2 separate regions of the Mus musculus genome follow, and region 1 is linked to region 2. The links are chromatin loops, found by intact Hi-C in ENCODE. Cell type or tissue: left cerebral cortex. All regions are shown on one strand.

Region 1 (8,000 bases), 200 kb before region 2:
TCAGTATTAGGGAGAAGGAGGCTGGGAACCAAGGATGAATAGCCTGTGCTTTGGACCTCTGACCTCAGTGGTTTGTAAATAACTGCCTGGGATCAGCAGGGATGGCCCCAGGGCAAGCTGAGTGGCCCTTGAGTGAGTAGCAGAACTGACTTTGGAGGTGAAATTTGCCCAGGCACAGGGTGAACTGTAAGGGTGTTGAGCATACATAGGAGAGGGTCTTAGATGAGAGCACAGGTCTTCCAGGGATTTATTCTGGTTTGTGTGATCTGTTTGGCTTCCCCTTTTGTTTATTTGTTTGTTTTTTTATGTACCAGCTCCTGCTCTTTCTTCAAGCAGATATATTTTAGACTTCCGTGTCTCTTACTGGTGGCAGTGTCCCGGGGACAAGTCCAAGGGACTTGTAGCTATTCTGTGTCGCCATAACCAGCTCTGACAACCAGATCTGGTTAGATAATGATAGATCTGGTATATAATAGAGAGATAATGACTAAATCTGGTGTGCGCCCTGTGCTGGCAGACCCACTGGCACGATTTCCCCTGTTGGCATAGAGTTGGTCGCAGCTTCTTGGTTCTTTGTATGCAGAGCCAGCCCAGCTTGTCTCCTAACGCTGTCTTGTAACAAAACCAGTGGCTTATAAGCCAAATGTTTTGTTTGACTTGCAGAAATTATTTTTAAAAAATTAGATTACATTGCAACACATTCATGTCTGTAATTATACTTAAAAATCTGGATGCCTGACTCTTTGAAAGATGACTTAGAGTTTAGCAATTTCTGTTCTGCATTCTTGCAGTACTGGCGTTGAAACTGGGGCTGTGTGTGCCGGGCAGAAGCCTGGCCACTGAGCTACATTCCCAGCCCTGTGGGCTGAATGCCTAAAGTCAGGAGCTTGTTGGATCTGAGTAGGTGGAGATCTGCTCCTTCCTTGAGTAGGGTAGCAGGCAGGGAGACAGAATCAAGTGTCTGTCTGTCTGTCTGACTGTCGTGAAGTAGGGTCTCACTCTGCTTCTACTGTGTGGATTCCAGACGTCTTAGTGAGGGTTTCATTACTGTGATGAGACTGTAGTTGAACCAATTTAAACGTGTCCCTGTCTAGCTTACAAATGAATGAGACTCAGACTATGGTTATTTCATTTGGCTTTGACAATTACTGGGGGTAAACCCTAATCTACTTTTCTAGCTGCTGGCCTGGCGACTTCCCCAGTGGTATGCCCCAATTACTTCCTGTTTCTCCCGGCCATTGACCATGGCTCATCTCTCATGGTGGCTTCCTCCTCGTCCTGTTCTTTCTTATTTTCCTTTTTTTCTGCTACCCCCAACCAGGTAACTCAAAACCCACCTACCTCTCTTCCCTCCAGTAATTGGCTATACTATTTTTATTTAACCAATAGTTTTTAAATTAAGGAAAAGGTTTGCGCCACAAAACTAGACCTATAGGTATAGGAGTTAGTATTACAATACATAGCAACAGACCAAAACTCAGTAAGAGACACCATAACCAAGGCAATTCTTACAAAGGAAAACATTTAGTTTTTTGATTTCTTGAAACAGGGTTTCTCTGTGTAGTCCTGCTTGTCCTGGAACTCACTGTAGACCAGACTGGCTGGCCTTGAACTCAGAGACCCACCTGCCTGTGCTTTCTGAGTGCCGTAATTAAAGGTATGTGCCACTACCACCTAGCATTATGATTCATTTTATTTTTGGAGTGCGTTTGTTTGTCTCTCTCATGTATATGTATATCCATGTGTGTCTATATTCAATTTTGTTTTAACTTTTAACTTAAAAGCGATTCTTGTCAGGTAGTAGTGGCTCACACCTTTAATCCTGACACACCGGAGGCAGAGGCAGGTGGATCTATGTGAGTTTGAGACAAACATGGAAGCCTGCAGGCAGATATGGTGTTAGAGAGCCAAGAGTTCTACATCTTGATCTGAAGACAACCAAGAGGAGACTGCATTTCTACAGTGGGCAGAATTTGAGCATAGAGACCTTAGAGCCCGTCCCCACAGTGACCCACTTCCTCCAACAAGGCCACACCTCCTAAAAATGCTTTTTCCTATGGGCCAAGCATTCAAACACATGAATTTGTGGGGCCATATCTATTCAAGCCACCACCCCAGGGTGGAATTGAAGTTGTCAGTCATGGCAGCAAACTCTTCTACAAGGCTATCTTTCTAGCCTGGGATTCGGCTCTCATTCAGTAGCCCAGGCTATCCTCATAGATAGCAGACCTATCAGTATAACAGTTCTCCTCCCCCAGTTTTCTGAGTGTCAGGATTACAGGTGAGCCGCCCTGCTGCTTTAGAACTTGCTAGTTAACCTTTTTTTTTTAATTTATTAAGATGTTTTTATTGAGACAGTGGGTTAAGAACCCTGCCTATTCTTCCAGAGGATCCAGGTTAGGTTCCTAGCATGCATATGTATATACATATACATATATATTTATTTATGTGTATATATACATCTTACAACTCACCCATCTGTAACTTCCGTTCCAAGAATATGACCCTCTTCTGTCCTCCGCAGGTACCAGGCACGCACGTGGTACACATACCTACATTTAGGCAAAACACCCATGCACATAAGTAAAATAAATAAATTCTTTTAAAATTAAATGTTTTATTCCATTTGATTTTGTGTGTGTGGTGGGTTCATGGTCTGCCACTACTTATTTTTATTTGCTGGAGGGCAGAGGGGAGGAGCTTGGTGTTGTCATGACACAGCCTTGGAGGGCAGGGGACACCTGGCAGGGAGTCAGTTCTCTCCTTCTATGCGTGGGTCCCAGGGATTAAATTCAGGTTATTGGGGTTGTCAGATGTCCCTTAACCCGCTGAGCCATCTCTTCAGCCTTATAGACTACTGTTGTTTGTTTGTTTGTTTGTTTTTGAGACAGGGCCTCTCTATTATGTAGCTCCATCTATCTTGGAACTCTGTAGATCAGGCTAGCCTTGAACTCATAGAGATCCACTTGCCTCTGCCTCCTGAGCTCACCCCATCTAGTCTGATCTATTTCTTGCACTTCTGACACCTACCCACTAGATGGCAGTATCACCTTGAAACTACATCCCGAGTCCTTGTTTTCACGGCTTGTATCACATCACTTGGCTGTGATTATTCTACCGGCGTCCGTCAATCAGATCCAGAGTGCTATGCTGGCTTTGCTGGCTTTTCAGTTTCTGTGCACACTTCCATACCGATTGCTCTTACGTAGAGACTGACAGACGTCTTCTCTAGGTTGTAGGTGGTTGGTGAAGAATGCTGTGAATCTGGCGTGATTATTTGTACTTGGAGGACCATGTGTTTTTCTGGTTGCTTCTTCTGGCTTCACTTGGCTCTGAAGTCCTTACATGGAAGATCTAGTCCAGGGACAGTGGAGAGGCATGGGGGCTGTGGAAAGACTGGGGGCGGGGGGCAGTGGAGAGGCGTGGGGGCTGTGGAAAGACTGGGTGTGGGGGGCAGTGGAGAGGCATGGGGGCTCCCACAACTGAAGACTGCAGTGATTGGGGAGTCCTTCTGTCACAGCACTTAGACTTCTGGAAATTTGGGGCTATAAAAATTGGAAGAAATTACTACCATTTAATTGACTATCGTCTGAGACCAGCCTCCTGAAGACAGGTGAAGCTGTGTTTGCCCTTTAATGTCCGTTGCTCCAGCTGTAGCCAATTCTTAGCTTTCCTCCTTCTCTTTATCTTAGGGTTCTTAGTAGCCACCCCAGAAGGCAAGAGCAGAGTACCTTCTCTTCCTCAAAGCAATAGAAATAGACAGCTTATGGTGAAATGGAAAGGGGCTAGTGAGATGGCTCAGTGGGTGAAGGGCCTTGCTACAGTGAGATGGCTCAGTGGGTGAAGGGCCTTGCTACGGAGCCTGACGTTTGGAGTTCAAGACCTCCCTCCACCGTGGGAGGGGAAAAGTGACCCCCGCAAGTTGTCCTCTGACCACATACATACTATGGTGTGCACACACAGTACTTTGATCTATTTGTCTTTGAGACAGTGTCTCACTATGTAACCCTGGCTAGCCTGGACCTCATTATGTAGATCAGGCTTGCCTTAAACTCTTAATTATCTGTCTGCTTCTGCCTCCCAAGTGCTGGGAGTAAGGCTGAGATAGTTATCTATACCAAGGCCCTGATTTCTGAGCTTCATTAGTTAGCCAGTCTAAATATGTAGACTTAAGATGACATCTACCGTTGTCCTCCAATGTCCACGCATACATGCGAATACCTGTAGACATGAAAACATGCTTATTCACAGAAGAGAGAGCGGCCTGTTAGGAAAAGATTAGGACAGTCAATGTAAATGACTTCCAACCTGCATCTCTTTATCCCTAGAAGGGAAACTTGGAGCTTAGGTTCTTTTAAATGGTAGCATGAAACTTGGAGCTTAGGTTCTTTTAAATGGTAGCATGGAACTCTGGAACGTTCTGTCCTATAGTCTTGGCCTACTGAGTAAAACCAGTGTTTTCCGGCTCACCACCTATGGCGCTGGCTTCCCATAGCTTTGCCACCTGCTGAGTATTTTTATTTGTCCCTAGACTCCAACTGTAGGTCTCAAATGCCCACTTGCCCTTAGACAATCCGGTAAATAGCTTGACTGCATTGGCATGAAATGTGCTCTGGGCCTCAGCATGCTCCCAGCTGATAGTTTTCTATCACCTTCACAGTCCCCAAAGCTGAGTCCACGTAGCTGTGACATCTTCTATGCGACTCCTGCAGATGGGTCTGGAATCGGTTAGCCTGTCAGCCACACTGTAATCTGCTCTCGACTGTGCTGGCCGGGCCCTGCAGTGGTGGTTTCTTTCTAGTGCCTCAGCTTGCAGCGCCCTGCTCCATTACCAGTTCAGCAACCGGAATGAATTCTAACAGTGTACGACCGACCGACCATGTGATCTGTGTTCAAAACCCTGTCATGGCCTCCCATCACACCAGAATAAAATAGTCTCTGTGCTGGCCATCACTCCCGGTTTCCAGGTGGCCAGCAGGTGCCTGCTCAGGGTCCTGGCACATGCTCATCTTTTTGCCATTTGGCTCGAGGAAAGCCACTGGCCTGTTGTGAGCCTGTGCTTCATTTGTGAGTGGCATATAGAATGCCTTCTTACTTGACAAGGGGGTTGTCTCAGGAGTGCCCACCTGTTCTACTGTTGTTTTTCCTTCTCCTTCTCCTCCTCCTTCTTCCCCTTCTCTTCCAGCCAGTTTTTGTGTCTTTCTAGTAGTGACACACTATGATTTTGCTTAGGTTGAAATAAGCTTTGGCCTACCACATGCCCCTCTGCCTTCCTATCCCATCTTTGTTTTTGAGTCAGGCTGGATTCAAACTCATCATGTAGCTGGCGATAACCCCACACTCCCGACCCTCTTGCTCCTACCTCCCAGTTGCTGGGGTTAAAGGCTTTCACACCATGCCCTGCTTGGCCAGTAGAGTGCTGGACACAAGGCACTTTGTACTCCTGTTATCTGACCTCGGCCCTCCAGTACCTTGATTGACAGCCTAGAGGAGAGGGAGTGGGAAGAAGAGGCGAGCCTCGGAACTTGACAGCAGAGCTCAGAGCTTGCCCTCAGCTCTGTCCCCATAGCACAGCTCATTGCCTTGATGGGGAGCAGCAAAGGCGGGGACCGCAGGGACGTGGACACCGGCAGCTGCCAGGCAGTCTGTGCTTGTTTTACAGCAGAGCTGCCTCCATGGTCCAGGTCAAATCCGGTTGAAAACCAGTAGCAACAACAGAAGAAACTCCAAAACTATGGCCTATTCTTTTTTGAACTTTATTCTTGTGTTGAGTAATGCTTTGAAAAAAACAAGGTCACTAACTAGAAATAAAAGTTGGAGTAAAACAGTGATTTAAAAAAAATTTTTTTTATTGAAACATAGTCTTTGCTATGCACTAATGTGCCTGATACTTATATGTAGCTCAAGCTGGCCTCAGAGGCCCAGTAATTTGCTTCGGTCTTGTTGAATACTGGGATTGAAGAAGTTTCCCCCATACACCCTGATTTTATTTTTTATTTTAAGACAGGCTCTCTTAAGTTGCCCAGGGTGACCTTGAACTCACTTGTAGCCCAAGCAGACCTTGAATTTTTGACCCTCCTGAATAGCTGAGCCACCATTGCCTGCTGGCCCTTAAGATCATGATAGTCACTAGGCTGGGTCTTCTGCAACGGTGATTCTCTCTTAATTGTTGAGCTACGTCTTCAGCCCCCAATTGAGGTATTTTAAACATCTTCCCCTGCACTTGCCTGGTTCAGTCCTCATCGTTAAAAGTTACAGAACAATCTAAGGTCAGTTGAGGGAAGTTGGTGGGAAGGCCATGAGACACACACTTGTTAGATAATGTCCGTCAGCGAAGGTGGTTTTAACTTCCAAGAGATGTATCCAGTGCTCTGCCTCACTTACGCTTGCCATGAAGTAAGTGGTAACTCCTTCCACCTTTTCTTTCCCTCTAGGCAAATCAGGGATCGACTGAAGAACCAGGTAACTCGGATGCAGGAGCAGGTACCTGGCTTCACCCCTGGCCTGGCAATCCTGCAGGTATTGGAGCATCTTATTCCCGTTAACACCATTCTTACCTAGCCTCTTCACAGCAGTAGAGGCTGCAGCACTTCAGACCTGGGCCTCCCACCTTGTGAAACCTCAGACACACCCATGGCTTCTCACTGTGGGCTCCCATTTCTGGTACCCAGCTTCCCGGTGCTGGTTTATCTTGCTCTATGACAGTATGGTGGGTGCTTTTCTCCTTTTTTTGTTGTTTTAAGGTAGGGTCTCATATATGCCAGTGATATGGAGATAGGCTATGTAGGCAAGGGTGACCTTGAACTCCCGTCTTCTGCCTCTGCCTCCCAACTTCCAGGATTGTAGGCATGTGCCACCTTGCCTGGCTTTGTGTGGTGCTGGGGATGGAACATGGGGCTTTCTGCATGCTGGGCAAGCCCTCTCCCCACTGAGCTGCACCGTTAGCCCTGCCCACTAGGTCTTCTTAGGACCTTTTGTACTTTTTTTTTTTTTTCCAAAGATTTATTTATTAGAATAAGTTCACTGTAGCTGTCTTCAAACGCACCAGAAGAGGGTATCAGATCTCATTATGGGTGGTTGTGAGCCACCACGTGGTTGCTGGGATTTGAACTCAGTACCTTTGGAAGAGCAGTCGGTGCTCTTACCCACTGAACCATCTCACCATCCCCCTTTTGTACTCTTAAACTTTAAACAGAACTTAGCTATGAATACTTACTGTGTTGGGAATAAAATTTGGGTTTATGTATTTACTTATTTTCAAGCACATTAATTCTTGTTAAAAGATTTTTGTTTTTTTGGACTGGGTCTCACTCTGCAACCCTGGCTTGAAACACAGTAAGTAATAACTCGGAGTTATTGATAGGAAGTGGAGTCTAACAACATAGAGGGTAGTATCTACCCAGCTCTTGTGCTGTTTAAGGATTATTGTAAATATAAAGGCTTTTACTGGGGAACTAAAGGGTCAAAGGTAGGGTAGAAACCCTGGGTTAGGATTAAAAATTTTCAGCAACACTGGCTGGTCCGAAATTCCCTATGTTGAATTATACATTATTTATAATTTAATTATTTTTAAGTACCTGTGTAAGTGTGTGCCCTTGTGTAGGTGTGTGCACACATGAAGGCAGCAAGCCAGTGAGTCCAGGAGGAGGGACCAGGTCCCCAGCGTGGGTGCTGTGAGCACGATTCTTCCTCTGAACTGCCGAGCCAATGGAAACTCTTGATATGTTAAAGTAAACATCATGGAGAGAGAACCGTGTTTGAGACAGGCCCTGCTTTGTACCCCAAGCTGACATTGAACTTCAGAGTACTGAGACTGTAGGTGTGCACTACTGTGCCTGCTTTAGAACTTTTCAATAGTAAAATTTGGTGAGAAGGCATGCATTACCTGCGGAAAACTTAAAACCAACAACAACAAAAAACCCCAACCGTACACATTCATTGACTCGGTGTGTGTGCGTGTGCGCCCTGCCTGGCGCTCCTGTGGGATTCAAAGGTAGCTC
Region 2 (8,000 bases):
CCAGGCAGGACTCCCAGTGGAGGGATGAGGACAGTAATTCACCCACCAAATCTTCTATTCAAAATGTATCCAGCCTACAAGATGTACAGGGACAAATCACAGAGATGGAGGATATGGCCAACCCATGACTGCCCCAAATTGAGACCCATCCCATGGGCAAGAACTGACACTATTAATGATACTCTGTTATGCTTGCAGACAGGAACCTAGCCTAACTGTCCTTTGAGAGGATTCACCCAGCAGCCAATAGAAAGAGATGCAGAGACTCACAGTGTGGGAAGCCACATGTGCCGTTGCTGAGTGGCACTGACTACTGCTGGCCACCACGCATAAGATTGGACAAACAACCAATGTGTACATATGCAGTAAAGTTTTTTGCAAAGACACTGCCTGGCCCAGGCATGATAATGAGGTTCTGTAAGGTACTGAGAGTATAACCAATCAGATGTGAGACATGCAAATGAGGTATGATAATGAGGTTCTGTAAGGTACTGAGAGTATAACCAATCAGATGTGAGACATGCAAATGCGGTATGATAATGAGGTTCTGTAAGGTACTGAGAGAGAGTAGCCAATCAGATGAGGAACATGCAAATGAGGCTTAATGCATAACCAATCCGGGTGTGAGACACGCCCCTCCTAGGCCTATAAAAGTAGCACTAGTTCTGGGCTCGAAGTCTTTTCGCCTCTACAATCAAGCTCTCCCAATAAACGTGTGCAGAAGGATCCTGTTGCAGCGTCGTTCTTCCTGGCCAGTCGAGCGCGCGCAAGATCACAGTCAAATATTAGATGGAGCTTGGGGACCCGAAGAGGACAGGGACTCCACAGAAAGGCCAACCAAGTCAACTAACCTGGATGTGTGTGGGTTCCCAGAGCCTGAATCACCAACCAAAGAGCAAGCGCGGGCTGGACCAAGTCTCCTGTGTATACACTGCATGTGAGCAGCTTGGTCTTCATGCTGGTACCCCAACAACTGGAGCAGGGGCTGTTCCTGATCCTGTTGACTGCCTGTTGATCCCATTCCTCAAAATGGTTCAACTTGTCTGGCCTCAGCAGGAGAAGATGCCAATCACAGAAAAAACAGTGTGCTGTGATTTCACTTATATGACCCATCTCATAGCTCACAAAATCTCAGAAACAGAGAGGAGATATGAGGTTACTGGAGGCAGAAGTCAGAAAACAATGGAGAGTTATTACTAAGCTTTTTGTTTGTTTGGTTGGTTGGTTGGTTGGTTGGTTTGGTTTTTTCGAGTCAGGGTTTCTCTGTGTAGCCCTGGCTGTCCTGGAACTCACTCTGTAGACTATGCTGGCCTCAAACTCAGAAATTCGCCTGCCTCTGCCTCCCAAGTGCTGGGATTAAAGGCACACGCCACCACACCCGGCTACTACTAAATTTTTGTTTGTTTGTTTTGGTGGGTCATGGAAAGTTTGGGAAGTAGAGTTCACGGTTCTCCACCATGAATAAGTAATGCTATTCATATTTTTCCACAGTTCTTTAATATGTGAGTCAGGCTTAGGGCAGGTTCCTGGAAGATTATGACTTCCAGGCCAGCCTGGGCTATAGTTAGAATAGTGAGTTCCAGGCCAGCCTGGGCTATAATGTAAAAAATTTGTCTGAGAGAACCGTACAAAAAAAGAAACTTGTACAGGGATGTGGTGATTTGAATAAAAATGACCCTCATAATCCCATAGGGAATGCCACTACTAGGAGGTGTGGCCTTGGTGGAGTGGGTGTGGCACTGGTGGAGGACGTGTGTCACTGGGGGCAGGCTTTGAGATTTCAGATGCTCAAGACTAGCCAGTCTGTCTCAGTCTCTTCCTGTTGCCCATGGATTAAGATGTAGAACACTCAGCTCCTTCTACAGCACTATGTCTGCCTGCATGCCACCACACCATGCTTCCTGTCATGACGATAGTTTGATAGATACAAACCTCTGAATTGTAAACCAGGCCCAATTGAACGTTTTCCTTTATAAGAGTTGCCATGATCAGGCTGGAGAAATGGCTCAGCAGTTAAGGGCACTGACTGCTCTTCCGAAGGTCCTGAGTTCAAATCCCAGCAACCACATGGTGACTCACAACCATCCATAACGAGATCTGGCTCCCTCTTCCAGAGTGTCTAAAGACAGCTACAGTATACTTACATATAATTAATTAATTAAAAAAAAAAGAGTTGCCATGATCATGTCTCTTGACAGCAATAGAGACACTAAGGCAAGGGACACTTGTGTAGTTTCCTGAGGCTACAGCCAGGTCCCCACCTTCACAGGGGCACAGGTCTAATACAATGGTGCACCTAGTACAGGGTCCAAAATCAGAAGGGGATATGCAGAAAGCCTCAGTCAGTGTAATAGTTTGGAAGAGGGCAAAGCAAGAAGTATTTGAATAAACGTTCACGTTTATGGTCAGTAGACTTTGAGATTGTCATGACAGCTCTCTCGGGGAGTTCATGCAACCATCGAGTGTAGAAGTAACTGGATGCCAACATACAAATAAGAGAACTTAGATTTCTACTTCTCACAATACAGCAGAACTGAAGCATCATCTTTGTGTCTTTCTGTTGCTGCGATTAAACACCCTGAAATGAGCAATTGAAGCTAGAAATGGTTTATTTCAGCTCCCAACTTGAGGCATAGACTGCCATGTCTGGAAACAAGGCAATAGGAACCTGAAACAACAGCTCATGTCAGCTGAATGCATGATGCTGGTGTCAGTAAACACCCTGAAATGAGCAATTGAAGCTAGAAATGGTTTATTTCAGCTCCCAACTTGAGGCATAGACTGCCATGTCTGGAAACAAGGCAATAGGAACCTGAAACAACAGCTCATGTCAGCTGAATGCATGATGCTGGTGTCAGCTTGCCGTCTCCACTGTTATGCAGTCCAGGACCCTCTGCTGAGGGAATGGTGCCACCCACAGTGGGCAGGTAGTTCTACCTCAATAGTGAAATCAATATAATGCCCACAAGCTTGCCCACAAGCCCATGTGCCAGGGGATTTTAGAGTCTGTCAAATTGACAATTAAAACTAACAACCACACACATTTTGTAGATCTAAATACAACATCTGAAATTTATAAATCATAAACAGTCATAAGTTATAAGCAGTCATAAATCCTTGCTATTTTGGTTTATATAGTAGTGATTCCTGTGATATGATCCTGAAGCACAAGCAACCAAAAATGAATAAAAAAATAAACAAATAAATTGGACTTTTCCAAATAACAACCTTTTGAGGCTAGCCTAGTCTATACAGTGAGTTCTAAGCCAGCCAGATCTATACAGCAAAACCATCTCAAAACCAACCAACCAAACAAATAATGAAGTAACAAAATAACAACTGTGTGTGTGTGCGCGCGCGCACGTGCGCGCGCCTGCTTTAAAGTGTGTGTACCATGCTGTCTTTAGGGGGAAAGTCCTGGCAAGGTGGCCCAGAAATCAAAGTGTCTGCAGCCAAGCCTGAAGATCTGAGTTTGATCCCTAGGACCCATGTGGTGGAAGGAGAGAACCCACTCTTGCAAGTTGGCAAGTTGCCCTCAGACCTCATACATGAGCCATGCCATGTGAGTCCCACATACATAAACATATAATCATTCAACATTTTAAAAAATGGATATCAATAAAATTTGAAGACTACCAATAGAAATGAAAATATTTGCAAAACAAATGTTGAGGGGGACTTATATTGATACATATTAAAAGTATAACGACAATGAAAAGAAAAATAACCAAATTTATAATGTCGTGGGATGGGGCTGAGGTTTAGCTCAGGTTATATATTCTTAACACACTTGAGACCCCGAGTTCAACCCCCAACATGCGCTCGCGCGTACGCACACACACACACACACACACACACACACACACACACACACACACGATCTGTACATGGAAGGAAAACAATAGGAAGGGCATATGTCAGCTTTGTGACAAGCAGTCTCTGGGCAACCCCAAGCCTCTGCTGTATTTGCATTTGGTCTTGGGTGTCTGATCTGAGTCATTGCTGAACTTGAGCCAGCTTTTGTCTCCTCCCCAGCTTTCTTCTCTGATGTTTTCCCTAAGCTTGTGGCACAGGCCTGCCTAGGATCTTGGCCTGGGAGAAGAAGGGAGGAGAAAGAGATACAACACACATACGCAGATGAGCACGCGCACACACACACACACACACATACACATGCAGATTACCACACACACAGAGAGCAAGAGAGAGCCACTAGAAGGTTCTGCTCTCTCCACAGCATCTCTGCAGCGTCATCTGTACATACAGGACCTGCTAGGTACTACACTAACTCCTAAGAGGTGCTTCAGGTTTATCTTCCCAACATAGAAACTCCATGATTACTCCTGACTACAGGTAAGCACTATGTCACACCGTGCCACACAGTGAAGGACCGGAGACCATGTGACACTGCCCCAGTGCCTGGCTGTTCTAAGCACTTCCCCCATATTAACTTGTTTAACAGGACAGGTACTTTTATCTGTCCCAGGAAGCAAGAGCAGAAGGACACATGTTGTCCCAAAGAGGCCCCACTGCTAGGAGATAGTTGAGGCAGTCTGCTCCAGAGTTGGGGTTCCTACCATCACTGTACATTTAGAATCTCGACAAGGTGATAGGTACAGCACAGTTTTACTTGGTCCCTAGGTACAAAAGCCACTTAAATTTGTCTTGTTGGGAGAATTGGAGACCTACATAGAGCCAGACCATTTTAGTTCTGGGGCTGTGGAGATCCAAAGTCTGAAAATGACCCAAGCCCTTTTCCAGAAAAGTAAATAGTTGCATATGTAACTCTTGGGGTTTGTGGGCCCCCTGAAGTCCATGACAGGTTTGAGAACTTAAAAAGATTGGCTGGAGAGATGGCTCAGTGGTTAAGAGAACTGACTGTTCTTCCAGAGGTTCTGAGTTCAATTCCCAGCAACCACATGGTGGCTCACAACCATCTGTAATGGAGTCTGATGTGTCTGAAGACAGCTACAATATACTCATATAAATAAAATAAATGCATCTTGAGAGAAAGAAAGAGAGAGAGAGAGAGAGAGAGAGAGAGAGAGAGAGAGAGATTGGACCCAAGGTCTCCAGCTGTGTGAGTCTGGAGAGGGAAGCTGGACTTCTAGACACAGCCTGGCTGTGAGGCTGTGAGAGGCCATGTGGCCAGGGAGCACTGCTCCTTCCTGCGGCTTCTCTGCTTAGCACTGCAGAGATTAAACTACTCCCTTCCCGCTCCAAATCATCCCCTCCTGTTTCTGTACACATATATATCAAGAAAAGAAAGGCTTTATTGGGGATGATTTACCAGCATAGTATAAATCAAGAGACACGGCCAGCCTAAAGGAGTTACAGAATCCTAGAGACAAGGGGCTATAAATATAAACTGTTTCCAGTGTTCCCGAAGGGAGGCGTGTAAACGCAACTTCAGAGAAAAGAACAGATTGAAATCAACAACTGCTCCAGGGGGAGGCGGATGAGAAACCAAGCCGTAGGATGCACGGTGTGTTTCCTTTTTAAGCTCTCTTTGCTAACCTTGTTTTTATTCTTTGACAGTTTCATGCAGGTGTACAGTGTGCCTTGATCATACCCACCCACAGCTCTATGCGCCCCCATCCCTCACACCTCCTAACAGGCTCCCTTTCCCCCCACTTTACGCACCCCCATACACAGAATCCAATTAGCGCTGTCTGCTGGGATACTGGCTGCTCTTGTAATGACTTGATCTTCTGCAGGGGACCATAATTATATTTCCTTTTAAAAATAAATCAGGGGGCTGGAGAAATGGCTCAGAGGCTAAGAACCTTTACTGCTCTTCTGGAAGACCTGAGTTTAATTTCTAATACCCACATTGCAGCTCACAGCGATCTGCAACTCCAATTTCTGGGAATCTGAAGATCTCTTCAGGCATTCATATGGTACACATATGCACTCCAGCAAAACACCCATACACATAAAGTATAAGAGAAAAAATTTAGAGTAAAAAGTTTGGAAAGCCAAACGCGAAAGTCAGACATATCTGCCCCTACCCCCCACCCACAAGCCCTTTAAAGTTAACTTTTTTGTAATTGTTGGTTTGGTTTGGTTTGGTTTGGCTGTTTTTTTGTGACAGGGTGTTACTATATAGCCCCAACTGTCCTGTAATTCACTGTGTAGATCAGGCGGGCCTTGAACTCACTGAGTTCCACTCACCTCTGCTTCCCGAATGGCAGGTTAAAGGCTTGTGTCACCACACCTGGATCCTTAAGGCTAATGTCTTTGTTCTGTTATTGGCATCTTTAAGTAATACACTCAATTTTTCATGCTCTGTTCTAATAGGCAAGGATTTAGATATGTTAGCACCCATGTGACCCACATTTGTTTGTTTATTTGTTTGTTTGAGACAGGGTCTCATAAGTCAAGGTTAGTCTCAGATTTACTATGTGTCTGAGGATGGTCTTGAACTCCTGATCCTCTTGCTTCTGTCTTCTGGGTGCTGGGATCACAAGCATATACCACCATGCCCAGTCTTCATGCAGCGCTATGGAATGGAACCCAGGGATTTGTGTATATTAGGCAAGCATTCTACCGACTGAGCCATAACCCTATCCCTGTCTAGCTCATCTCACCTTCTTTATAGTTGGTTGAAGTCCATTTCCTGTTTATTATATCAGTAAGCACTGTAACTAAAAGACACACAGCTCAGACTGGAGAGATGGCTCAGTGATTAAGAGCACTGACTGCTCTTCTGGGGGTCCTGAGTTCAATTCCCAGCAACCACATGGTGGCTCACAACCATCCGTAAAGAGATCAGATGCCCTCTTCTGGGGTGAAGTGTAGTTACATATAACAAATAAAAAAATCTTTAAATACACACATACACACACACAAGAGTCTCTGCTCGCTGGGCATGGTGGCACACGCCTTTAATCCTAGCACTCGGGAGGCAGAGGCAGGCGGATTTCTGAGTTTGAGGCCAGCCTGGTCTACAAAGTGAGTTCCAGGACAGCCTGGGCTACACAGAGCAATCCTGTCTCAAAAAAAAAAAAAAAGTCTGAGCTTCTTAAGTCAACATGCAAAGTAACAGGTTTCATCATGGCATCTTCGCATCTTCATACATAGGTGTCTTTATACTTTGTTCTCACTAACCCCTCCCCCACTGCCCTCCCCCTCCAGCCATTCAACTTTAGACACTCTTTCCTGTTTCTCTCCAGCGCTGATGAGAATGGAGGCCGGAGGAAGCCAAACCCTGCCCAGGCCACAGTTGGCAAATGGGAAGGGTTGGAGACAAGCTCAGGTCAGCCTCAAGCCCCTGGACCGTCTCCAGCACAGAGTGTAACTGCTGTGGTCTGGAAACACTTACCCTGGCTCCCCTTGTGGAAGTGGGGTCACCTGCTATTTTTATAGCTGTTACTATACACGGCAATAGTTGCCCCGAGAACTGGGCTGTGCTCGGATCCTGAACACCTGTTACCTGTGAGTGGGGAGCATTCACGAGTGGGTTGCAGGTGCTGGACATCTGAGCCTTTGGAGGTCCCAGTTCTCTTGCTGCCTAGAGCAGTTCTGAAAGAGTCCCTCTAAAGCATTTGACAGTCCTAAGGGTGGTGAGGGGAAAGCCAGCTCAGAGATTTCCTCCTCAACGCTGTCACCTCATAGTAATAAAGCATAATGAAGGCGTGGAAGTGGCCGGCTGTTTATTTACTGTCCCACCCCCATTGTGCAAAGACATGGCAGGATTTCCAGGCATCACCTCATCGTCTCCCTCTTTGGTGGCACAGTGAACGACTGGATTTGTTCTCAATGCTCACTGGTGGTTAAAATCCCACATCAGATGTGGGCCCCACTGAAATACTTGTCTCAGGCTTTTCAGTTATCCTGCTATTTCATCAGAACCTGGAGTGTCCTCCCTGCCCGTGTTGACATCTGCAGAGTGGTATTCTGGGAAATGACTCACACCGGGCTCTCCTCAAGGCGCATACACCACGTTTGCTGGTTTCCCTGGGTGAAACAGTTTTGTTGATGATTTCAGGGAACCAACC

Evidence for each region. Peaks named below come from ENCODE experiments on the same cell type or tissue, not always from the same donor. Only the 100,000 strongest peaks of a DNase experiment are listed, where the experiment ranks them.
Region 1: a loop joins it to region 2, with 2.3 times the contacts of the local background. A loop is called at or near these places in 12 of 42 quality-filtered maps.

The regions. Positions count from the first base shown.
Region 1 is chr12:76,263,984-76,271,983 of GRCm38, forward strand. Mthfd1 (methylenetetrahydrofolate dehydrogenase (NADP+ dependent), methenyltetrahydrofolate cyclohydrolase, formyltetrahydrofolate synthase) reads left to right here. Exons shown (of 28, transcript NM_138745.2): 2 at 6,435-6,519. Among named protein-coding and RNA genes, the nearest start is that of Gm40444, 8.0 kb to the right of the region's middle. In left cerebral cortex, a CTCF peak has its summit at 3,047 (motif pointing right); DNase peaks (open chromatin) are centred at 571, 815 and 3,069; H3K4me3 peaks cover 256 bases; H3K27ac peaks cover 819 bases.
Region 2 is chr12:76,459,573-76,467,572 of GRCm38, forward strand. No RefSeq gene overlaps it. Among named protein-coding and RNA genes, the nearest start is that of Gm10451, 19 kb to the left of the region's middle. In left cerebral cortex, no CTCF peak of the experiment used is centred here; DNase peaks (open chromatin) are centred at 4,036 and 5,422; H3K27ac peaks cover 292 bases.